Regions from separate parts of the Homo sapiens genome. Here region 1 is linked to region 2. The links are chromatin loops, found by intact Hi-C in ENCODE. Cell type or tissue: PC-3. All regions are shown on one strand. Links, peaks and the distances in the headings refer to the core of each region. The heading gives the core; the rest is flanking DNA. Region 1 overlaps PAX6-AS1 (PAX6 antisense RNA 1). Region 2 overlaps ELP4 (elongator acetyltransferase complex subunit 4).

The links. Hi-C counts contacts between places; a loop is a spot of excess contacts. Peaks named below come from ENCODE experiments on the same cell type or tissue, not always from the same donor. Only the 100,000 strongest peaks of a DNase experiment are listed, where the experiment ranks them.
Region 1: it touches region 2 in a loop (21-fold over the local background); 20 of 110 quality-filtered maps call a loop at or near these places.

What each region holds. Positions count from the first base shown.
Region 1 is chr11:31,861,406-31,879,173 of GRCh38, forward strand. The region is part of intron 1 of PAX6-AS1 (PAX6 antisense RNA 1); the gene reads left to right. Among named protein-coding and RNA genes, the nearest start is that of PAUPAR, 44 kb to the left of the region's middle. RefSeq lists a silencer at 9,578-9,707 and enhancers at 12,643-16,111, 14,894-15,394. In PC-3, for the core only: CTCF peaks have their summits at 9,861 (motif pointing left) and 10,061; DNase peaks (open chromatin) are centred at 9,836 and 10,856; H3K27ac peaks cover 539 bases.
Region 2 is chr11:31,637,203-31,645,202 of GRCh38, forward strand. The region is part of intron 7 of ELP4 (elongator acetyltransferase complex subunit 4); the gene reads left to right. Among named protein-coding and RNA genes, the nearest start is that of ELP4-AS1, 130 kb to the right of the region's middle. RefSeq lists a silencer at 6,659-6,953. In PC-3, for the core only: a CTCF peak has its summit at 4,463 (motif pointing right); a DNase peak (open chromatin) is centred at 6,869.

The sequences.
Region 1 (17,768 bases), core at 5,328-13,327, 230 kb after region 2:
TCCCAGCCAGCAAGTGCCTCCACAGTGGTGCCCTACAGACACACTCTACAACTTGGGGGTTTGATCTAGATGGTTCGTTTAAGCTCAGTGTGTTTTTTGGGGTTTGTAAACTACTTAAATTGTGACAAAATTTTGTTCACCAGGGGTTCTTCCCTAGAAAGCTGCAGTCTGGTTATTCTGTTTTGAGGTCTCTGTTGCCTCTGCTGCAAAATCTTATGGCTTGCTCTGTCTTTTGCCTGTGCTCATGCATTTCCGGAATCGGTCTGTTTTCCCTGGAAATTATGCCTGCTCTACAAAATGTGCTGATTTCTCTGATTTGGGTCATCTTCTCTAGGTCACAGGTGCTCTCATTGTCTACTACTGCTGATTTGCCCTGTGCCCATCCTGGCTCTCATTGACAGCTTCCACCTGTTTGCACACTGTCTACACTTCCGCTGCCTCATGGTTCATTCCCAACTCTTGACTCTGTTCTCCATGGGAGGGACTATTTCACTGCAGAAACCCAATTATTTAGGAGGGAATGAACAGGCTTCTTGGCATAGAACTGCTAAAAAGACCCACTTCCCGCTCTTTGAGATGAAAAACACATGTTTATTTCCTGGTATCTCAATTTCTGGTCCCTGATTACATAAAGTTGTCAGATTTAGCTAATAAAAATACAGAATAATCAGTTAAATCTGAACATTCGAGACACTGTTACATTAAAAGTTATTTGTGGTTTACCTAAAATTAAAATGTAACCGTGTGTCTTCTATTTTATCTGGCAACCCTATGACTGAAAGAAAGTAGCTGAATTTGAAAGTAGTCAGAAGGGTACTGGAATACTGAGTTACAGACACACACACAAACATCCCTGATGAGTCAGATTACTTTATGGAAGGTACTTGGGCAAATGACTGCTAGTTGTTATCCAACATGTATTTTCTTCTTTTAGTAGAACTTCCAAACTTATTCTGAGCACAGGAAAAGAGAAGGGTGTATATTGCTCAATATCTCTTGCAGCTAGAAGTTGCCAGAAGAGTATGAGAAGAAGTGATGTGTACAACTTCAGGATTATGCCCTTAGAGGGAAGGGCCATACTCTCCACTCCCCTTTCTCACTGATTGGAATATAGACAGGGTGGTTGGATCTGGGACAGGTATCTTAGGATAAGAGACAGAGGTTGTGTGTTGAGTATAGGAGCTCAACAAGATAGAAGAGTCTTCAACATCACATCAGCCCTGCCTGCTTGCACTGATGGTTTGGCTTGGTGTCCCCACCCAAATCTCATCTCAAATTGTAATCCCCATACGTACAGGGAGGAAATTGGTGGGAGGTGATAGGGTCATGAACAACATCGGTTCCCCCATGCTGTTCTCATGCTAGTGAGAGAGTTCTCATGAGATCTGATTGTTTATAAGCAGCAGTTTCTGCTGTGTGCTCTTTATCTCCTGCCGCCATGTAGAACATGCCTTGCTTCCCCTTCTCCTTCCACTATGATTGTAAGTTTCCTGAGGCCTCCCCAGCCATGCAGAACTGTGAGTCAATTAAACCTCTTTCCTTCATAAATTACCCAGTCACAAGTAGTTCTTTATAGCAGTGTGAAAATGGACTAATACATGCACATAAACTGTTACTGGAGAGAGAAATAATCTGTCTTTTTAAGCCATTGTTACTTTATTGTTGTTGGTGATTTTTTTTTGTTTTTTGAGACAGGGTCTTCTTTCATCCAGGCTGGAGTGCAGTGGTGCAATCATGGCTCACTACAGCCTCAATCTCCCAGGATCAAGCAATCCTACCACCTCAGCCTCATGAGTAGCTGGACTACAGGTGTGCACCACCAAGCCCGGCTAATTTTTGTATTTTTTTGTAGAGATGAAGTTTCGGCATGTTTCCCAGGCTGGTCTCAAACTCCTGGACTCAAGCGATCCACCCGCCTCAGCCTCCCAAAGTGCTGGGATTAATGGTGTGAGTCACTGAGCCCAGCCTGCCACTGTTACTTTGGCTTTTGTAGGAGCCAACTAACTGGTATTCTAACTAGCACAGGTATCATTGTTGATTCTCTGGCAGACATATTTCAGAATTCCAAGAGACCAGATTTGTAGTGTTCTACAGGAAGCTGTGCTTTTGTTTGCATTGACATTCCTTTTGCTTATTCCACAGCAGACATGGAAGCAAGACACAGGTCCAGGATAGGGCGGGAAAGTGGCTTTCTCAGTGACATTTCAGTGTGAATGAGACTGACCCAGGGAGTTTGTTAAAATGCAGATTACTTAGCTCTCTCCTTTGGGATGTGAATTTGACAATTCTGGCCTGACCCAGAGAATCAGCATTTGAAAAGTATTCCACGTCATTCTGATGGCAGCCCTTGGGCCACACTGAAAAAAAAACTCTGGTCTATAAGTGGAGCCCTTCAATATGCGGGACTCCTGGGAAATACTTCAGTGAATTAACTCAGGAAGATTCTTAACTGCTACAGAGATGCTGTTGATGGTGGTGTTTAGCAGTCTAGGAACAGCGCCTTGGAAATGAATACTTGGAAATATTTGATGGGACACTCAGTGAAATGCAGACATTTGGAAAGTTACAAAGCTTTACTCTGGATGGCCTGTAAATACCACACACATGCACTAATTAGATAACCAGACATAATTAAACTATTTGGAGACATGATTGAAAAGTAAATATTTTAAGGGACAAGAGGGCAAATTTTAAACACTCCATTCTTCACGCTCATTTCTTTAGTTCACAATGTTGACTGAGAAGTCGGGGTAATTACAAGTGGTAATAATGCTTGATAATTACATATTTGCCTCTGTTTACATTGGACATGAAATTAGGAAACTCACTTCCTAAGTGAACCCTTGTGAGCATCCTTTCACAGAGAGTGAAGTTCATATCACAATCAAAGCAATAAGAGGGAGTAATTGTGACACTAACCACAGGAGGAAAACAATCAGGGATAAACTTTCAGCCCAAAGGAGTGAGATGGGGACTGAAGAGAGGATAAAAGTGCCAACCAGCCAACCAGATAAATAATAACATTTTTTTTGAGTATCTACATTGTGCAAGGGCCCTGTGCTAGGAACTATGTGGGGGTGGGGCAGGGTCAGAGAGACACTGAAGATGGAGAAACTTAAAATGTACCTGGGAGCCAGGACGCATCTGAACGCAAAGTTCCACTGTAAGCGATGTGGGAGTAGTGCCAAATCAGCACTTCAGGGACTCCAAAGATGGAGACGCTGGAGAGGGTGCAGACAGTCAGGAGGAGCTTCTTCAAGTAGGAAGTCAATCAACACTTATGAGCCGTTGTTGGTGTTGGGGATGCAAAGATGGCCAGGAAGGAGTCCCTCTCCTCAAGGGGCTTCCATTCTGGTGGAGGGAGACCGATCTCAGAATACTATTACTGGATAGAAATATTGAATTTGTTAATCAATAATAGTAATAATTGATTGCTGTTATTGTATATTGTTGGCCAGTTGGGGTGGCTCACATCTGTAATCCCAGCACTTTTGGGAGGTGGGAGGATTGCTTGAGGCCAAGAGTTGGAGACCAGCCTGGGCACCATAGCAAGACCCTGTCCCTACAAAAAATTTAAAAATTAGCTGGGCATGGTGGTGTGTGTCTGTAGTCCTACTACTTGGGAAGCTGAAGAGGGAGGATCACTTGAGCTCAGGATAGGAGTTCCAGGCTGCAGTGAGCTGTGATGGTGCCACTAAACTCTAGCCTGGGCAACAGAGGGAGACCCTGTCTCATGCATATGTGTGCGTGTGTGTATAGTTAATCACAGATAATCAATCCATATATCAGATATTTTCTGATATGGATAAGAGCTACAAAAAAGCTTTGATAAGATAAAATGGTGGAAGTGAGTGGAGCTGAGTGGGGTCAGATGGTGGTCCCAAAAGGCCTCTCTGAAGAGATGAGGGAGTCTGAGGCTTGACCCTAACCAGGAGAAAATGGCAGGTGTTGGGTAGCTAGGGAAAGCATTTGCAGGCTCAGTGTGCCCTCTAGATAGTGAGGAGGCCAGCATGGCTGCAGAGTGGTGAGGGAGGGGACAGTGGTGGAGAAGGGACTGGAGAATAGCTAGGGCCTGGAGGCTGGGGAAGGAATTTCAGGGTTTATTCTAAGGATGCAGGCTATTGTGGAGGGTCTTGGGGCAGGAGTGACATGATATAATTTGTGTGTTTAAAAAGAAACCATTCTGGCAGCTGTGAGGCAGTAAGCCCTGGGGCTCAGGCATGGAGCTGGAAGATCAGCAAGGGGCTGTTTTGGTGGCTCAGGGTGGGCCTGGAAGGATGTAACTAGGTGGATGTAACTAGGTGAGGCTAAGGGGAGCACGCCACAGGGTGGGGACCCAGAGCATGAGCATTGAGGACAGGAGCCAGCAGGGTGTGTGGGGAAACTGAGGCCACCAGTCAGATAGGGGTGGCAGGGGGCGAGAAGAGAAGGCAACAGGCGAAGATGGGCAGTGCCCTCTTGTTGTTTGGGGAAGGAGCTCACGTGGGAATTTAACGTGAGTGGCTGATGCCCAGAGATCTCCATAGGAAAGTGGTCAGGCCTTCACAGAGGGTCTTTCTTGCTGAGAAAAAAAGTCCAGCTGGCCTGTAGAATGAGGGAGGTGTGCACAGGAAGCAGGCGCTGACATGCCATCAGCCCCTCTGCGTGACAGGTGCTGGAATTCAGAGCACACTAATGTGGTCACAGCCCTCCCGGGTCTGGCTCATCAGCCTCTTCCTTTCACAGAGGAGCACACCCAAGTCCGGGGAGGTTTTCAAAAGCAGCCCAGCCAGGAAGAAGCCATGCCAGGGTGAAACCGAGGTCTTTCTGACTCCAGGTCGGTCGGGCTTCCTAACCAGGGCACCACAGTCTCCATGCTGACCAGACTGTTTTCCTGCCTGCTGCTATTTTCCTGACACTTTCTTCCCTTTCCAACACTCTCTTCTCTTTCCTCTTCACCGTGTTCCTACCTAGCCAATGACTACTACTATATATATATACTATATATATAGTTTAAAGTGTATATATATATACACTATATATATACAGTTTAAAGTGACTGGGATCTTCAATCTTAAATCCAACCACAAAAACAAAAAAGGAGGTGTTTGTCCTTGGAGTACATCTCTCCCCCTGGCAGGGGAGAGGCCTTGTGCACACATCCACTGGACTTCACACACGTGAGCTGAGCTCATGAACGTTCCCTAGACTGTCAGGGCTCTCTATTTTGGAAGGAGGTTGAGGAATTTGCCCAAAGTCACCCAGCTGATGGGTGGAAATTATTCTCAGTCTCGACAACTCTTGTGCTTTTTGGATTTTCCCAGCAGCCCATGCTGCTCTGAGCCATTTCTCAAGATGTCTCCTTTTCCCTCGTGTTGCCTGTAACACTGGTGACATAAACCTCACCCTTCTTGCCTTACTCCCATCTGAGTAGTGTCTCAGTGATGTGTGCCTCTATCCTTCCTGTCCCTCCAGCCTGAGTGTGGAAAATTTTTGTGACTCCCAATGCCTTTCTACCCCCTGCATCTTCTTGCCCTCAGCTTCTCTGACATGTTCAAGAACAAACCTTTGGCCTCCATACCTGTGCCTTGGAGAACAGATCTATAGCATTAAAAATAAACACGTGGACAAACAAACTGTTCCATTGTATGCTGCTGTGTTACAAATGGCCCCTGAGTTGTGTGAAATAATAGCCATGTTTTTAGGCTCATAGTTTCTCTGGGGCAAGAGTCTGGACAGAGTACAGTGAGGAGGACTCACCTCTGCTTCATGATTATCTGGGGCCTCAGCAGGGAAGACTTGAATGGCTGCAGGTAACTCAAGTGGTTGGGGACTAAAATCATTCTTCATTCACATGTCTGGCACCTGACTGGGCCTAGCTGGGACTGTTGACCAGAGTGGCTTACGTGTGGCCACTCCACGTGGCTTGGGCTTCCTCACAACATGGTCGCAGCTAGTCAGACTTCTTACTGCAGACTTGAGGTTTCAAAAGTCCATGTTCAGCCAGGCGCAGTGACTCACACCTGTAATCCCAGTACTTTGGGAGGCCGAAGTGGGCAGATCACCTTAGGTCAGGAGTTAGAGACCGCCTGGCCAACATGGTGAAACCCCATCTCTACTAAAAATACAAAAATTAGCCAGGTATGGGGGTGCGTGCCTGTAGTCCCAGCTACTCAGGAGGCTGGGGCAGGAGAATCACTTGAACCACGTAGGCGGAGGCTGCAGTAAGCCAAGATCACACCACTGCAGTTCAGCCCCGGGTGGCAGAGCAAGATTCCGACTAAAAAAAAAGTCCATGTGTCCATGTTCCAGAGAGCAAGATGGGAACTGCATGATCTTTTGTGACTTAGACACACTGTCATTTCTGACATACTCTATTGTTCAAGACAGTCATTCAGGTTTAGGTAGAAGTGACATAGACTCCACATTTCAATAGAAGGAATGTCAAAGAATTTGTGGCTGTTTTGAAACTGGCATGCAAATAAATAAACATTTTGTAAGGCAAAACCGAACAAGCCCCCTGTTATAATTTTTAACTCATCAGAAAAGTCTCCAAAGTCTAAAACAGCAGTTCCTAACCTTTTCCACACAAAGTTCTTTCCAATTTAAAACACAACAAAAATCTCCCAAAGAAATAGTTATTGTTTTTTTTTAGAAAAACACACACTCATGACAAATAATTCAATACAGCTAAACACAAAGAATTAAGCCTAGTCCAAATAATGTAAAATATTCCTAAAACCTCATAGTCTAGAGATAACTGATTGTTAATTTTTGAAGAATATCCTTTAAGATATTTCTGTATGCATTTACACACATAAATGTATGAATCGTTTTACATAAATAGGATCATCATATTGAGTTTTTCTGAAATACGTTCTCCTTTTTACACTCAATAACACGCTACAGCCATTTTTCCATTTCTTTTTTTTCTTTTCTTTTTCTTTCTCTTTTTTTTTTTTTTTTTTTTTGAGACGGAGTCTCACCCTGTCACCCAGGCTAGAGTGTAGTGGCGCAATTTCGGCTCACTGCGAACTCTGCCTCCTCAAGTGATTCACCTGCCTCAGCCTCCCGAGCAGCTGGGATTTACATGCACCCGCCACTGCGCCCAGCTAATTTTTGTATTTTTAGTAGAGATGGGGTTTCACGATGTTGTCCAGGCTGGTCTCAAATTCCTGACCTCATGATTCACCGGCCTCAGCCTCCCAAAGTGCTGAGATTACAGGCATGATCCACCACACCTAGCCCATTTTTTCATTTCAATAGTCACAGCAGAAGACTATTGGTTTCTCACACAGCAGATATTGTCCCTTCTTTTTCTTTTTCTTTCTTTCTTTCTTTCTTTTTTTTTGAGGCAGGGTCTTGTTCTATTGCCCAGGCCAAATATCCTCCCACTTCAGCCTCCCAAATATCTGGGACCACAAGCCTGTTCCACCATGCCCAGCTAATTTTTACTTTTTTTTTTTTTTTGTAGAGACGGGGTTTGATTGTGCTGCCCAGGCTGGTCTCAAATTCCTTGGCTCAAGCGATCCTTCTGTCTTGGCCTCCGTACATGCTGGGATTACAGGAGTGAGCCACTGCACCAGCCTGTCCCTTTCTACCTTCCTAACAAAAACCCTGTTTTAATTCAGGCATCCATTCTCCTTTGAGAGGCAACATGTTTCCAGGAAAGCAGACACTATTTCTAATTTCTAGTGTAAAAGACAATTGGGCTTAGCTAAAATAGCAGTCCGTTCCCCTGGCCAGTGACTGAGGTAATGACAGAATGTGACATAATTCTGGCTAAAGCGATGGCAAGACTGATGGCAGGTTTGGGAAAATGGGATCCTTGGTGATACAAAGGAATAATTAGGAACAGCCTCACTTCTATTCGGTTGGTGCAGAAGTAATTGCAGTTTTGCCATTAAAAACCACAATTACTTTTGCACCTATCAAATACCACATATTGTCATTCCTGCACATAATGGTTGGAACTACAGCAGTTTCAGATATTGTTGTTTTTTTTTTAAAGATAAGAAATGACTTATTGTTTAATTTGAATTGATTGAGCTGCATTTTTCTGTTGCTTATAGCCCAAAGTATTCTAACTGATGAATGTCACACATAAAATTATACAAAATTACTTTGAACAGTTCCCTATTTTATTGTATGGATATGCCATCACTAACTCTGTAAAATTCCCAGTTGCTTGACATTTAGGCTATTTCTTTCTTTTTATTTTTTGCTATAATAAACAACAGTGATGTACTTTGACTAATTCAATTTTCAGGCAGTACTTGGTGTGTCTATATAACCTCCACCCTCTGACAATAATTAGTTTCTAAGCCATAAGATTGGTCCCACTGAGGCACAGCTTCTTAAATCTGACTGTTGGGTCTGAGATGAAAGCTTGCAGCCTCCAATTATCTCCATTTTTCCCCCTTCCTCCAGTATAAAGAGCATGGGCTTTAGAAGCAGACAGAAATGGTTAGAAATCCTCTGTCACTTCCTAGCTGCACAGTGTCATCAGTTTCCATTTCCCTGCTCTATAAAATGAGAACAGAAATACCTACCTTTGTTGTCAGGACTAAATGAGATGATGTATAATAAGCATCCAGTCTGATGCCTGATACACAGTAAGTGCTGAAATGGTCATTATTTTATATTTTATTATTTATCATTTGGAAGAATATGTGTGTGGAATAACACGAATAGGAGCTATTACCCTTAAGAAGTGTCTGTGGAATGCTGTTTGCTTTCTTTCCAGAGTGGCAAGACTTCTTGCTATTTTTTTAACTTTTTATTTTGAAATTACTTTAGATTTATAGAAGAGATGTAAAGATAGCACAGAGAGGCTGGGCGAGGTGACTCACACTTGTAATCCCAGCACTTTGGGAGGCCAAGGCAGGCGGATCACTTGAGGTCAGGAGTTAGAGACCAGCATGACCAACATGGTGAGACCCCTGTCTCTACTAAAACACAAAATCAGCTGGATGTGGTGGCGCGTGCCTGTAGTCCCAGCTACTGGGGAGGCTGAGGTGGGAGGATCACATGAACCCAGGAGGTAGAGGTTGCAGTGAGCCAAGATTTCACCACTGCACTCTAGCCTGGGTGACAGAGTGAGATCCTGTTTCAAAAAAAAAAAAAAAAAAAAAAGTTCCTATATAACTTTTACTCAGCTTTCCCTAATGTTGACATCATCTTTGGTACATTTATCAAAACTAACACGTTAACATTGGTAATATTATTAACTAAACTACAAACTTTATTTGCATTTAACCAGCTTTTACACTAATGTCCCTTTTCTATCCTAGGACACAATCCAGGATACCATGTCGCCTTCGGGCCAGCTGGTTTTTAACGGACTTACAGCCCTTTCCTTGGAGGGCTGAGTTGCACACTTCTGCTGGAAAATTAGCCAGAGCTAACATTGATTGGGTGCTTAATGATTAGCCCTTCTCATAACCCTATGTATTCCATTCCTGCCCTCATTTTACAGATGGGGAAACAGAGACTCAGAGAAGTAGGAGGCTTGATCAAGGTCACTCAGAGGCAGAGCAGACACCGATGAGGCAGCCTGGTTCCTGCTTAGTTGCCTTTCCCAGAGGAGGATCCCCCCTGGCCCTCTCCCCAGAGCCTGTCCTCCCTGTGTGGCCAGGAGGAGAGAGGAGGTCCTGCAGCAGGGACAGCCTTGCCTGTGGGCAGAGCTAACTCTGGCTAAAACTGAGCACTTTCTGCCCACCGGGCCGGGCTCTGAATTACCTCCTCGCTGCCTGGGCAAGGGCCCGCCACGCCCCTTTCTCCCACTCCCTTCCCTGTCAACTCTCGGTCTCAAGGAAGCTGCTGCTGTCAATCCTATCCCTGTGCGTTTGGCCACAATGCAAAGGCGCCTCCTGGTGTTTGCATTTGAATAGAGACCCAAGCCCGAAGTCAAACAATGAGGCTCGTGGTGGGAGTGGGAGAGATTTGGGGTAGAGCGCATTCTTGCAGCCCCTTCTGCGCCTCCGTGAAGGCAGTTCTCTTCTCCACTTTCTCAGAAGTCTTATTTCTCCACTTGCTGGGGCTACCCCTGCTCCTGGGGACAGGAAGGGGATTGCGTTTCAGCCAGGGCCCCATCTGCACAGCCTGGGGTCTTCTGGCTTCTTCATCCAGGAGCGCTGTCCACTGCCAAGTGGGAAGAAGGCAGCCAGAACTAAAGCTTGCTCCCTGTGATCCCTGTGCCATCACCACCGCTATCTCCTAGGTGGCTTCTAATGACAGCTTTCACATAGGAACACCTTCTGTGTGCCTGGCAGCTATAGGTACATGGATCACTTTATGTGATAAGGAAATGGGGGCTCTGAGCTACTTAGCTGGTAAACGGCAGAGCATGGCCTCAAACTTTGGCCTGGCAGGCTCCAAAGTCCCCAGTCCTTCCAGTATACCAAATACCGTCATGATTGTTTTGGAAACAGGGCCCTTGCCAAAACCAGCCTCAAGTTCCTGGTGCCAGGAGGGCCCCACACCTTTCTGGGCTAGGCAGTGTGTGGGTCCCGCCTCCGGAAGACCAGGCTGGTGATAAAGCCCCTTTCTAAGGCACCCAAAGGGGGCTTTTTGCTGAGCAGGCAGGTGTGCCATGGTAAGGGCCCACATCCTGTCAGGGATGGGGTATTTCCTGATTCAGGTGACACAGCTTAAAGAAGGCTGATAATGAACTGCATCTCTATTTATCCAGGCAAACTTGGCCTAGCTGAGGTGTTAACTGGGCCATGGAACAGCTTTAATCCTTTTGTTTACATTGAGATGGTTCAGTGAAACTAGTACTGTCTTAAGCTACAACTGCATTTCATCTTCAGGTCTGCTCTCAGGACTGACACAGAGACCAGCTTTGGGTGGAAATAATCATAACATTCAGAGCTGCAACCTGGGGTGATTCATCTCAGAGTCACCAACAAGATCGCATGCTTTTTGGTTATCATGAGTGGCTTCAGGGCGCTGGCTGGGCACTGGCAGTTTCCACTAACGAGGACAAATAAGAACAGTAAACAGGTGTTGAGTTATTACTATCCACCAAACACTTAATGTGTATGAACTTAATTGATCCTTTTAACAACAGCAAAGTAGGTGTCATTATTATCTCTATTTTTTAGGTGAAGAAACTGAGGTACAGAGAGCTTAAGAACCTTGTGATGGGCTTCAGGACATTGCTGCCCCCAAATATGGCACCTTGATATATTGAATGTTTCAAGCTGAAGGAACTTGAGAAAATGGCAGATGCAGTTAAGTTCACACAACCCTTAAGTTGCAGAAGAGGGAGTTGAACCCAGGCAGTGTGGTTCCAGAGTCCGGGCATATAATCATTACTCTGTGTGCAGATAAATAGCATAGGCAGAGGTCTGGAGGGACATAGACCAAAGGCTGCATGCTGGCTGTCTACAGGTGATTTCTTTTCTTTTCTATTTATTTGTCTTCCCTTATTTTTGACAAGTTTTGAGGGGAGCAAAACGTTAAGATTTACACTAGACAAAAGGACAGGTCGTTAGTGGGTGTGAGTTGCATGGGACAATGTACTGGGCTCCCTCCTGGGGGTGTCCACAGAAAGCCAGTTTGGAAAGACACTATGACACAGGTGGACAGAAGGCAGACAAAATCACTGATACAAAATGAAGGGTTTGCTTATTAACTCATTCACGTATTGATTCAATTATTCACTCATTGCTTCAAAAAAGCATGGAGAGCCTACTCTGTTTAAGCATTGTAGTGGGTGCTGGGGATAATTATGTGTAAGACAAGATCCCTACCTTCTAGGGGTTCATAGTCTGGAGGCGGAGGTGAGGGGAAGCTACTTTCAACTAAGCACCTAGTAACTTGTTAAGACATAAAGTAATTTGCAAGTCTGATTCTTCCACAAGGTTTTGAATCCTTGAGGGCAGGGACTGGTACAATACTGGTATAGCCACATATTTCAACCATTGATGCATTCCATGCATGTATTCATGCACTTTTACATTACCACTTGGTGATTGAACATACATAGGGTGTACAGTGAAGGAACAGCCCACGTGATTGTTTCTCCAGGTTGAAGGAGGGAGAGAAGAGGGTGGTTGGAAAAATCTCCATAGAGATTTGAGCAGAGGCTTAAGAACTGAGAAAGTTTGCCAGGTGCAGTGGCTCATGCCTGTAATCCCAGCACTTTGGGAGGCTGAGGCAGGCAGATCACCTGAGGTCAGGAGGTCGAGACCAACCTGGCCAACATGGTGAAACCCTATCTCTACTAAAAATACAAAAATTAGCCAGACATGATGGTGGGAGCCTGTAATCCCAGGTACTCGGGAGGCTGAGGCAGGAGAATCGCTTGAACCTGGGAGGTGGAGTTTGCAGTAAGCCGAGATCATGCCACTGCACTCCAGCCAACAGAGTGAGACTCTCTCTAAAAAAAAAAAAAAAAAAGAACAGAGAAAGTTTTCACCCAGTGGGGAAGGTACTTCCAGGGAAAGGGAATAGCATAGGAAAAATCACAGTGGTATAAGGCTGACTGGTGCATTTGAAGAACTGTCAATAATTAAGTCCCAGGAGCTAGGACTTAAATGTAGGTAAGTTATAAGGACAGAGAACCAAAGCAGAGAGTAAGGGGTATATGTGCAGATGGAGCCTAGGGGATAAGGAAGCCTCCTCCTTTTCCTCCTTCTCTTCTGTTTAATAAGCCCTCCCCCTACTCTTTTGGAAAGGAGTGAAAGGGTAGGAAACTACATCTTTAAGCATCTATACATGCCAAGCCCTGTAGCATGTATAGGAAACTACATCTTTAAGCACCTATACATACCAAGCCCTTTAATCCTTACTTTGGCACAATTCACCAGCCCCATTTTCCAGGTGAGGAAACTGAAGCTCAGAATGGTGAAGTGACTTACTCACACAGTCAGTAAGTGGCAGAAAAAAGGTTTGGATTGAAGTGCATCCGATTCCAAAAGCGGCACTCTTTGTACTGGGCCAGACAGAACAACTGAAAGTGGAATCACGCTTTTATCTCTGCAAAATGCTTTCATGTACCTAGGCTCATTTGATTCTTACCATGATATTGAGTAGCAATTGGTCAAGTATCATAATTTCCATTTTTTTCAGTAGGAAAACTGAGTCACACAGAGGTTCATTTTGAGTGATTTGAGAATTTCAGAATTAAATACATCCAAAGTACCAACAAGAGGACCCAGCTGAAAAACTATACATGAAATGAAGATCAGCCCTGAGATGGTTTCTCAGTGCAAAGGGGCAGCTGAGGACATGACACATGTGCACATGAGAACCTTGTGTGCATGTGGAGGTTTGCAGCTGGAACAGCCGGAGGGGCCAATCCAAGTGGCTGAGCTAATCCTTTCCTCTGCCTTCTGCCTGCTTCCCCTGTCACCTTAGGGGCCCCTCCTGAGGGGACATCTGTGAATTCTCCATGGAATCCCTCATTTAGCTCCCAAGACCCAGCGCAAGCCTGGGTGCAGAATGTTGGTGCAATTTTGACAAGATGCTCACAGAGGTTCAGTGACTAGTTTTAATTAGGCCATCTTTGTTTACGTTTGATGTTTATCAGCTAATTGGCATGGCAAGGTGTGAGTCACACAGCTTTCCCCTGGCATGGAATCAGTTGTCAGAGAAAAAGCCAGGAGAACAAATGATCCCAATTATGAGAGAACCCACCGGGCTAATTATCGTCCCACTAAGGACGGAACCTTCCCCCTCCTGCTGCTCCTGCTACTGCTGTAGCTGCACCAAGTGCCCTGGGATCTCTACACCCCTTCCTCCAGCCCCAGAAACCCAGAAACCAGGATCTGGGCCCCCAGCTGGCTGCCTGGAGATTTATTCTCTCAAATTCAAAACTTGCATGTTCCTCTAGCTCAGACACACCAGGGCAACATTCTTCCTTTAGTTCAAGATCATTTTCCTCTTTAGCCCCTTCCATAAATGATTGCTCATGTATGTTGGACTTTTCCTGTGTGCAAGGCACTGTTGGAAATACCTGATAATTATTTTCCCCAATAACGTACAGTCAGGTCGCATTATTATCTCCATTTTACAAATGAGGAAACTGAGTTGTGCAGATCTTAAATAACTTGTTTGAGGGCAAGCAATAGGGCTGGGATTTGAGTGACATGATCTATCACCATGGCACCTGCTCTTGACCATCAAATGACTCTTGGATGCTCAGAAAGCCCTAAAAATCAACCAATTAGGATTCTTCAGGTGGATTTCTGGGTCCACTCTCCCTCTAATTATGTAGGTACAATCGCCTTCTAGAACAGTGCTGTCCAGAACTTTCTGCAATGATAGAAATGTTACACTGTCCTGCCCAATGCAGTAGGCAGCCACTAACCACATGTGAAATGTGGCAAGTGGGATGGAGGGACTAAATTTTTCATTTCATTTTATTTTAATTTATCTTAATTTTAATTGAAAGAGTCGCATATGGCTAGCGGTTACCTTGCCGGAAAGTGCAGTTCTAGCTGGTCAGCCCTTAGTCCTCAAATGCTGCAATTTCCTAATCAGTCCTTTATGTGTGTCTTTTCCTCCCCCTCCTCCTTCTGCAGCTTCCTGGCTTTCTTGGTGCAGGGCAGGTCTCTTCATTTTCTGCATTCTCTCCTGCCCATTCTCTAAGCCCCCTCCAGGCTGAGGGGCTTGTGCAGAGGAATGCAGTTTGGCTGCCCTTGAGTTGAATGATGATCGTGGACCTTTGGAATGTCCACAAAGCCTCGCACTCTCGGCCTCCCCTGTCTCTCTCCTTCGCCGGGGTAACAGATGGCCCTGGCTTTCACCAGCCGGGCCTGAGCACATTGTCACTCCCAGCTGAAAGTGAAATATTCAGTGGCATTTAAATTAAATAGACTCTAATGCTTCAGTAATATTAATTACGTTTTCATTCATCCCTGGCCTAATAAATCAATGCGTAAAGAGAGGATGCTCGGGAGGCTGGCAGCCTAGTGGGGCCACTGGTCCTTTGTGTGAGCCCGCACACAATGCCCCCATTCTTACGGGGCTGCGCTTGCCCCTGCAAACATCTGTGCTCAGCCCCTCTTGAGGAGGAGCCAAAGAGGTAACATTTACACTCTGCTCCTCCAATTTGTCCCTGCACCAGGGCCTGAGTCAACGGGAAATGTGAAGGCCACACTGAAAACCACATTCAGAGCTGCTGCTGCTGCTGCTGCTACTACTGTGTGTGTGTGTGTATGTGTGTGTGTATTTGTGCACACATGCGTGCACATGGAGCTGGGGGGTTTGCAAAATTCTGAGGCAGAGATTCAGTGAATGGAGACAGGAGTCTATTGGTGCTGGGACCTCACTTCTAGCTGCAAGATTGTGTTAGTTCAGCCTTAACCTATGAGAAGAAGGAGAAAAGGAAGAAAGAAAGGAAAGAAAGAAGAAAGGACAGGAGGAAGGAAGGAATAGGAAGGGGAATAATAACAGCTACCATTGAATGAGTGCTTACTATGTGCCAGGAACTGTGCTAAACACTTTTATGAAAATTCTCTTATTTATTCCTTACAACAATTTATAACATAACATAGCAACTATTATTGGCCCATTTTACAGATGAGGAATTTATCTATAGTTCAGAGAAGTTTGGGAACTTGCCTATGGTTCCAGGCCATGTCTGTTTGATTCCAAAGACAATGTTCTTTACCTCTAAGTTCTACATCCATCAGAAGAAAATACAGAAGAACAGAAGAGATCTCTAAGGCTATGGTTTGTGTAGGGGGCAAGGGGCCAATGTTTGAGAAATTTCCAACATTCCCCTTGGTTTCTGAGGTTTTTTGCCTGTGGGGAGGTCCATCCCCAACGAGCAATGTCTCCACCCCCGCTCCAGGGCTATACATATGTAAAAGAAGCCAATAAAACAATCCAAGAGAGCCTGCTCTCCTAAATCTTCAGGGGACAAAACCTCCTACTTGTGATGCTTCAAAGCTGTCCAGAGCTACCAGTTTACCCCCAGAAGTCCCGACTCAATGCCTCTGATTGGAAAATAAATAGCTTTGCACATAAAAACCACAGGCCAATTGTTAGCCTAGGAATGGGAAAATGCTGTGTGCATCACTGCGTATCAGCCCTGGAGCCTCACTCCTCCAGGGAGGCAGCCTCTCCTCTAGGAGATGGCCCAGGAGCTGGGGGTGAAGGCACTTGTAAACATGGGAGTTTCAAAAATGATTCCTTAGGAAGATTTTTAAAATAGTCAATGTTAAAATCTACAAGAAATCGTGTTTCTTATAGAAAAACTAGAAAATACAAATAAGAAGGAAGGGCAAACATCAGCTGAATTCTTCCACCCAGAGTTAACACTTGGTGTTTTTTTCCTCTAGAAAACTCACTCTATCACTACTTGGCAAACATTGGGCCATAAGATTCAAACTGTTTTGCAACCTGCTTTCCCCCACCATTTACTGTGATCCAAAAGTCTTCCCATGGCATTAAATATGTCTCTCCAACACAGTCTTCTTAATGACAAGTTTTGCAACTTATAGGTAAAACATGGTTTGGTTATTTAATCAGTCTTCAATTATTGGACATTTGGACAATCAAACCAGAAAGAAAATAGAAACCGGGGTTGTTTCTATTTTTTTTCCTCCCACAAAGTTTACTATAATGATTTTCCTTGTGGCTAAATGGTAGAGCACGCACATTCCCACTTACTCTCTTAGAATAAACAACTGAAAGAGAAATTGCTAAGTCGAAGTGAATATGCATGCATATTTTGAGGGCAGAGACACTGTCTACTATAATTTGTAAAAAATGACTTGGAAAGCTAAATCTCAGCTTCAGACCCAATTCCTACCCAATGTAAATATTCCTACTCTCTGATGCTTGAGGCTGGTTTGATTGTACAAAACCAAGTTTGGAACTTTCTGGTCATCTTGTTGGTAGGTTAGGACTCAGCACTTGCAGCTTCATTGTGAGGGTTCTTGAACCTCAAGGTAGAACTGACATCATTAATGTCCCACAGGAAGCAACTGAGTAGAGTGACCAGCCTGTGATCTCTGGAGTCAGCCTAGATTTAACACCAGCTCTGCTTCTGACTGGCTGTGTGCCCTAAGGGAAATTACCCAGTCTCTCTGGGTCTCAGTTTCTTCATCTGCAACCTAGTGTGTGATACTTGTATCCATCTTATTTCAGTGAAGATTAAATATATGTAAAACACTTAGCACAGTGACACGTGGTAAATGTTCAGTAAACATTTGCTACTACGCTGTTATTATGTTGACCCACTAATGAGCTATTCAACCAACCTCTTAGTTATTCAAGTCTTGGTTTTTTCTTGGAGCCATCAGGAGAGACCATGAATTGCACCCTATTTAAATTGGCCTATATCACACAGAAGGTGATTTAATTCAATCTAATACTGATTGAGGTCCTGGCACGAGTACGGCCCTGTGGTAGCAAGATGAATGTGTCCCCAGGAGCTCATTGGCTAGTGGGAAAGCCAGAAACATGCATCGGTAACTCAGATCCAAGGCAGCCTGTTGCCAGCGGTGTAATGAGAGGTGCAAATAATGCATGTGGATGGGGCCTCTCCAGTGGCATCAATGGGAGGAGGATTTGAAGTGATGCTCAGGGAGGTCCAATCACTTGTCCAAAGTCACACAGTTACTAAGATGTGGAGCTAGGATTAGACTGTAGGTCTGTCTGGTTTAAAAAAAAATCATGCTTGTTTCCTCCATATTAATAAGCAATTCAAGGTCAAAGTCACTCTAGAGCAGACTAGGGCTGTCCAGTAGAACTTGCTTCCATGCATATGCTCTATATCTGTGCTGTTCAATATGGTGACCACTAGCTACACTTGGCTACTGGGCACT
Region 2 (8,000 bases), core at 1-8,000:
CCATGTTAATAGTTAATTGGTGAGGATGGCAAGATGAGAGGACAGCCGAACATGTGGTCTCTCAGACTCAAGCAGTAGACAGACCTTTAGTTATAATAACAGCAGCTGCTCACATTCTCACAACTCAACTGTTCAAAACTCTGTTGTTGAATGAAGGAGGTTGTCGTGGATTGAAAGAAGAAAAAAAGAAAAGGTTACTTCTAAGAAAAGTAACTAAAACACTATATTTAAACTCTTCCTACATATTATTATAATTATAAGAATATTATTGCAACTTTTAAAAACTTTGGTGTAAATACCCATATTAAAGGTTATTATATTTTGGCTACACTCAGCATTGTGCTGCTTGTCCCCCTTTTACTGTTAGAAACAGAAATGTTTTTGTACCCTTTGAAACTTTTTAATGAGTTATCTTTTTCTTTTGCAAAGTGGTAACTTTAAAGCAGTTACAATAGGATACTGTTTGACTTCCATATCTAGCAAGATATGAAACAATAATTTGTTGTTCTGTAAATGGGAATTGGCTTACCACTAGCAAAATTTGTCATCCACCTCCAAATTATGCAAACATTTTGTGGCTTTTGAAAATAGGTAATTTTATTTTCAATTCCCAGTAACAGTTGTGTGCTTCAAGAAATGGTGACCAATAACACTTATTCTTTTTGGAAATAGAAACTTAGTTTTGTGCCTTATGATGATTTTATTAGTGAGGTGAAAAGAAAATAAATTTCCCCTTGTTTATGCATTTTTTAGTATAATCTGTGGCAAGTTGTTTTTGATTTGTATTTTTTAAGGCACTTTTACCTAAAACTGTCAGGAAATAAATATTGAAACACTTAAACTAATTAATAAAATTAGAAATGGAGAAAGTTGTCTTATACCATTCTCACAGCATTTTTTTCAAAAAGAAAATTTACTTATTATTGCTAATCTTTATTCAAGCTGTCATAGTCTGCACTTTTAAGGAATTTTAAAATATAAACAACAATAATGCAAGAATGAAAACTCCTTTGACATTCTGGATCATAGAATATGTCAGTATGTTTTTTTCATTGTATAATAATTTTAAGTATTGCCAGAGTTTAATGTACTTGTCTAGAGAACAGTAGTTGGTAAACTATTTAGCTTTCCTTTATTCAACCAAATTTCAGATTTGAAACTAGCCTATAGCATATTTTCATTTGTCATCATTGACACTTGATCAATTAATAGCCTTATTCAATTTTTGTCATATACCCACTGTTTTATAATAATTTGATCTGTAGAATTTTTTCCCAGCTATCTCATTGAAGAAAACTATTACCAGCATGTTAGCTTATACCAAGGAAAATTCATTTTCTGACGAAAAGGAGGGAGAAAGGGCCTTTTTAAAATATGTCTCTTGAAAAATGAATGAGATTTTATTTAGTGTGTTATTTTAATTGATGTGTTTTCAAATTAATCTTCTATAACATTAATGTATTAGAGCTTTGAACCTACTGAAGTGAATGATACAGTATGTTTCTATGTAGAGAAATTCAGAACAAACCTTTTCACATCCATAAACTTTTTTGTTCATGCTGAGTATTTTAGCAGCTAAACTCTAAGTCTAGCAATGGACCGCTTTAGAACTAACCACTAATATGGGATTATGAAATGTGGACTCCAATGGCCTTGTGAATTTCTCTCAGTGTGAAATCTTTTATTCTTAAAACAAGAACTAAGAATAATTGCATGGTGAAGAAAAATATACTTTTGTGAGTTTACAGCTATAAATTTTGGGAAAATATTTTTTATCTAATTGTTGATCTAAGCATAACACCACCTTCAGTCATCTAACTTTATTTCAAATGATCTTTTTAAATGCACTTTATTAAGAAGAATAGTTAGGGATGAAAATTACAGATTAATCTCTTGATCATAGCTACAGTTACTAAAGGATAAAGCCAGATATTCAGAGTGTCATTTTTTATGAATTCTTTTCTTAATCAGAATATTCTTAACTGAGAATCTGCCTTTAATGTTTTCAGATCTTCTTAACGACTCTGAAATTGATTATAAGAAATTTACGTATTTAAGAGTTTAAAAAGAAGCAGTTTTTAAAATGAACTAAATTATATTATATCCATTTCAGTTTTACATCATATTTATCAAATTCCAGTGACTTTGTGTCAGTATAGTAAGTTGTAAACAGAATCTGTTTTTCTTTAAAATAACAAATAGTCTGTGTTTCAGTCCTTCTACCATAGACTTTGGACTTATAATTCTTACAGCTCAAGCTTTTTTTCTTGTTTCAGACTACACATGCTGATACCCGGTTAATTTTTAAAGTCACATCATAGCTTGTGTGCGTTATACGTATATATTTAATTTACTTTTTTGGACAAGGATGATTGAAACTTTTTACACAAACTCTAAATTATCTATAAAGTTCTGTCTATATTAAGCATAGTAGTATATGTATAACTTTGTCTTTGTGTAAATATGCATATTGAATAAGAACAGGATATATTTTAAATCGTCAGTAAGGATATATTTTAAATTGTCATTTTCATCTTTAAAAGAGAAGTACGATTCAGAAACCTTTCATTACACTTAATCTAACCAAAACATATTCAGTAAACCATAAAAAAAATTTGGTTTAAAATATTTTTCCTTTCTCTAAAATAACTTTGTGATGTTCTTGTTCATACTGTTATTCATTCTGTAGTTCCTATAATGGTAGTAGTTATTAGCTAAAGGGCTATTTAGGGCCAAACTTTTCAAATGTATCAATGATATAAATAGTGAAATGTCTCATCACGGTATGGAGATTGAGTCATCTGTTTGGACATATGGAATCTTTGGCTGCTGGACTGCATCATCTTTATAATGCCCAGTGTCCAAGGATGGACACAACTGTTCTGGGAGCAGAAGGGGGTGTGGGGAGCCCTGTGTGTTCAAGCTACATGAATATGGTAGGAGAAAAAGAGGGGAAATGATCTTTTACATTATTTTTATCATAAACTATCTTCTATATCACTTTTTGTGTATAGAAAACAAGTACAACTTTATTTAATTTTTCATTTATTTTACAAATAAAATTACTAAATTTTTTTCTTTGGCATTGTAAGATATCTGAAAAATACCTGTGAGAAAACATGAGTTTTGAATTATTCCTATTTATATACTTGGTTACGTACTTTCCCTTAAAGAAAGATTACCGTCATCAAATGTGAATGATACTTATTTTTTAATGTTGAGACCAAACATGCTTGTAAACAATTACAATTTAAAGCTGTTTAAGTACCACGTCAGATATTATGTCCTAGTGTTATGTTTTATCCCTTTCCTATTAATTACATTATTATTGCTATATGAAGAGTTCTTGCTTCTTTAATAATGTTTTCGCACCCTATGTAGTTAATCTTTAATGTTGGGAAGGACAGGGGAGAGATTAAATTAGGCTTGTAACCTCTTTTTCTTCCAGGCTGATGATAGAAAATAAAAGCTCTTAGCCACAAAATGTAACACTTAGAATTAATATTTAATTAGACTAGCAAATTGTACACTGTGGCTGAAAGCTTCCAAAGAGTTGTTAGTGCCACAATTGACCTACAGGTTTAATAATAACTCACTTCTAGAAGCAAGTGCCAGTTCAGCATAGTAGAGCCACTGTAAGAAAGTCCTGAGAGATTAAAATCAGCAAACCAAATGGCAGGCAAGGATTCCTGGGATGGAGCCTTCTGGAAAGCTGGGAGCTGGAATAGCTTTTAAGCCAGGATTCAGATGAGAACAGTGGGTGAAAAAGCTGATCCCTCCTGTTCTGGGAGCTTCTGGTTGTAGGCCAAAATCTTAGAACAGATTTTTACTAAATGTTTTTGCTGCAGCTATTAACTTACATTGAAAATCAAATATTGAATAATTTTTCTGTAAAATTTAGCAAACTTTTTGTGTCAACATTAGTTCTTAATTTCTTACATATTAGTACATAATATCTGTAAACTCAGATCATTAGATTATCAGATAGGTTTGGCGCTGTACATCTATGCTGTTTTGCTGTGACATGCTGTTTCCTTGTTCCCTGTATAGTTGATTTATATGGTTCATTTCTATATTATTTCATTACGGGGCATTATGCAGAGCCTGAGAAAGAGATTGTGAAGTCTGTAGCCCAAGAATTTTTTTTCTTCAAGAAAGTGTATATATCAACAAACATAATTCAAAGGCATTCTTAATTTTTAAAGGCCTTATATTATAAAAGCAATGCTATATTTTATGTTTATGATGCACTTAAATTACAAGATAAATAATTTGACCTCCTGGTGAAACATTGGATCTTTATATTTTTGCCAAATTGATCTGGTGAAAATAAGACACCCTGAGTTTGAAAATGCGCAGACTGAAAGGGGGGCACCTTACATAATTTATTGATAGTATCTTAAATAATTAAAGAAAAGCTAGTCATTTGTTCAAAATTCAAGCAGGTGAGGACCTTGCCAGCAGAGGGAGTAGTTCTGTCTTCCGTCAGGTTCCCATCATTTTCCCACCTGCCTCAGCCTTTTTCCCAGCCAGTCTCCCATCTGGACCTGGCTCTTGTCAACCTGCTCCTGATGACAGGCTATAATTTTATACTCAATATGGGATTATTCTAAGCTGATTTTAAACTTTAGTATCTTTAACCTGCTACTGCATCACAAACATCAGCTGGATGCTCTGTTTGATATTTGGATATTAGCAATTGTTTTTCAAGGCAGGGCGTGAGCTTTTGGACATCTGTGAATTGCATTTTAGGGTTTCAAGTATCAAAGTACTAAAAAAAGATTTCTGATTTAGGAAGTTTCCCATAAAACATTTTTAATCATGAAAGACAAATTTTTCTGTGGGTAGATTTCTTAATATGAAACTAGATGTATAGTTAAGAAAAATGCCTACAATTAATTTTGAATATTATACCATTATTCTGTCCAGCCTATTCATTTCAGTATTTTGTTCATCCCATTTCTGACTTTTCAGAATATGTAAGTTTTTGTAATGTTTTATAGAATAACTTACTGAAAAAGAAACAAAACTAATATAAATAAATGTTCTGCAAAGTATGTTTATTTGAATATTTGAAGCCAGTGTAAATATAATATAAACAATATTTCTGAAAGTAAAACAATGTGTTCTTAAAAAAAGTCTCAATTATAAAGAACCAATATTTTCATATCAAAATTTAGAATATTGAGTATTTGACCATGTAGAAAACACAAAAAGTTGTGGCTCCATTGCCTATTCCTAGTAAAATTTGATATCTTAGCAGTTTTTTTCACCATCAAGGTTAGGAATATTTGCCATTAGCCCCTTTGTGGATACGTTTTGAGCTTTAGGATAAAGAACCAAAATATGTTTGTTTTACAGTTTTCCTATGTGAATATTACTATATGATGCTAGGCAGATAATGTTACATTTAGAATTTTTTTAATTTACAGAAGTTCCTCTGTATTCTAAAATTAACCATGACTTGAAGTTCCGTGTTAAATCTGGAAAGATTTAATCTAATACCGTCATCAGTTTATTACAAATATTCTAAATTTCATGATTATGAACAGAATTATTTTCCCACTATCAAATATTTTTTAATAAAATAAAAATCTAATCCACAGAAGCAAGTGACAACTCTGGAGGAAGTGGGACAAGTTTGTAAAAAGTTAAAAATGTAGTATAAATAACTTTTTATTATTTCACAGTCTTGATTACTGTAGAATGGAAAACCTAATAAGCATGGAAAAATAAATGTCTTATTAAATATCCCCATATTTATCCTTGGATCCAAGCTTATTTTTTGGATTACAGAACAAAGAAAGGTCTTAAGTTCTCCTATATTCATGTTCTCTGCATATCATTTTTCAGAAAATGTTATAAATTGAACTGTTGATTATGACATACTTGCTTTTCTTGTGGGTACTCCCCTCCCCGCTCTCTCCCAACACACAACCACTACATCATGTATTATGGTCAAACGTAAAGTAACTTAAATATTTATCTAAGTCTTCAAAATTAACTTAATAGTGCTTTCGGGCTATTATAGCCCCAAATCTGTTATTTGTGCCATACTCAAATGAGAGCTCTTCCTTTCATATTATTTTTCCTATCTTTCTTAAATAGTATAGAGTAACTCAGGAACTTGCTCTTACTTGAGGCGTTGCATAAATGCTTTATGTTGATTGATTTACCCCTTTCAAGCTTCTTGATAATTAAGTTATTGGTTAATTACTTCTTAATCCTCTTACTAAAATTTTTTCTGGAAATATATTTTGTGTTCGTACAAATTGCATCTTTTATACTGTTGAGATAATTAGTTTTGGGAAAATAAGGAAATATTGAGGGTTTAAGGTATTCTGATTGTTACTTGGTAACTCTAAGTAGATATCTGAACCATTTTTATTAGAAAATTGTAGGAGCTTTAAATGGCAGTGATTAAATTTTTATCTCTTAACAAAATTCATAGTTTTGACTTTAAGAACTTTGATCTGAAAGGGAGCATTAAATTAATCTTCCTTAATTTAAAATCCATTTAACAGATTTGTTTTACCCTAATAAAAAATGTATTACCATTGTATAATGGCAAACAGGAAACACTCTATGAAACCAAACAGAGAACAGTCAAAACAAATACTCTGAAGGTTTTTTTTTGAAATTAAAATTGAAATACAAAGGTAGAAGACTGGACAATCTGATTTGCTTTGCTTATTTGCAACACCATTTGACATATTTTAAATTTAAATGATTAATTAAATTATGTTGCAACAGAAAACTTTAAGAGCCCTTTATGTAACTTAATACAATGCTATTTGAGATTGCCAGCAAACTCTTAAAACTCCTGGACACTGGCTTTCCTCTCTTCTGGCTTCCCTCCTAGTCATGTCTTGGCTACTATCCAGAGCTGACAACTCTCACCCAGGAGCGCAGGGAGATTTGTCTAGGATAAGAAGGATTTTTGAGCCATCCTACATTTTAATATCCAGATGGGCAAGGAGGAGGGGTGGCAATATCATTGTACATACTTGGGTGATGTCATTATAACATACATACACCATAAGCATTAATTTACCCAGATTGGTGAATTCTGAATGTCCTTACTGAAATGTTCCGTACTGGAAACGATATTGTAACAACTTGAAAATTAATGCAAAGATTATGTTCAAATTTAAGTAATTGACGTACAAATGCCTCTACTTCTCCATTTCTATCTATTAATATATACTGAAGACCAAAGGGGTTTTACATCTTGGTGAATAACATAAAAACACTTGGAATCTGTTAAAATGAGAATATGGATGTTCCAGTTTCAAGGCCTCTGCTCAGATCATTATGCTAAAGCTTTCTGAACACTGCTGGTTATATTATGACAATTTATTATCCATAGTGTATTCCTGCTAAAGTGAATTGTGATTATTATGCTTTTATGGGTTTTTTAAGCTGTTAATTTTATATTCTTCTAAGTAAATTCACCTGCTTTTATCTAAAAGACCATTTAGTATTAATATTATTATTTGAAAGACTTTTTGACAAGAATGATTTTAAGGTAAGATTACATCAATAGACCATATTCCTTATGAAGCTTGGAGGTGCAGAAGTAATCTATAACAATTTTTTTAACTTTTTAAAACACATACGTTTATAAGCCCAAATATCTTTTATGCTCCTACACATAACTAGAAGGTTGAATAAGTTTATAGTAAAAATAAACATTTTCTCAGTCAGAAACTTAGATGTTATTCTTATGTAATTTCCATTGCTTTTTATTCTATAAATGTTTTTCAGATATCCCTACAACTTTCACAATTAATCTGGTCTGCCACATTATACAAATAATTTTGCAAAATAAATGTGCAGAAAGCAGTAAGATCACTGTGAAACTATATAACTAATTTTATGGTAATAGTATGATGAAAAATTATTCTTGTACTAATACTTTATGGAAGTTTTTTCAATAGACTCTTGTTTATAGTTAATGACTATGATGCAAACCTGTGAAACTTAGAAATATAATAAAT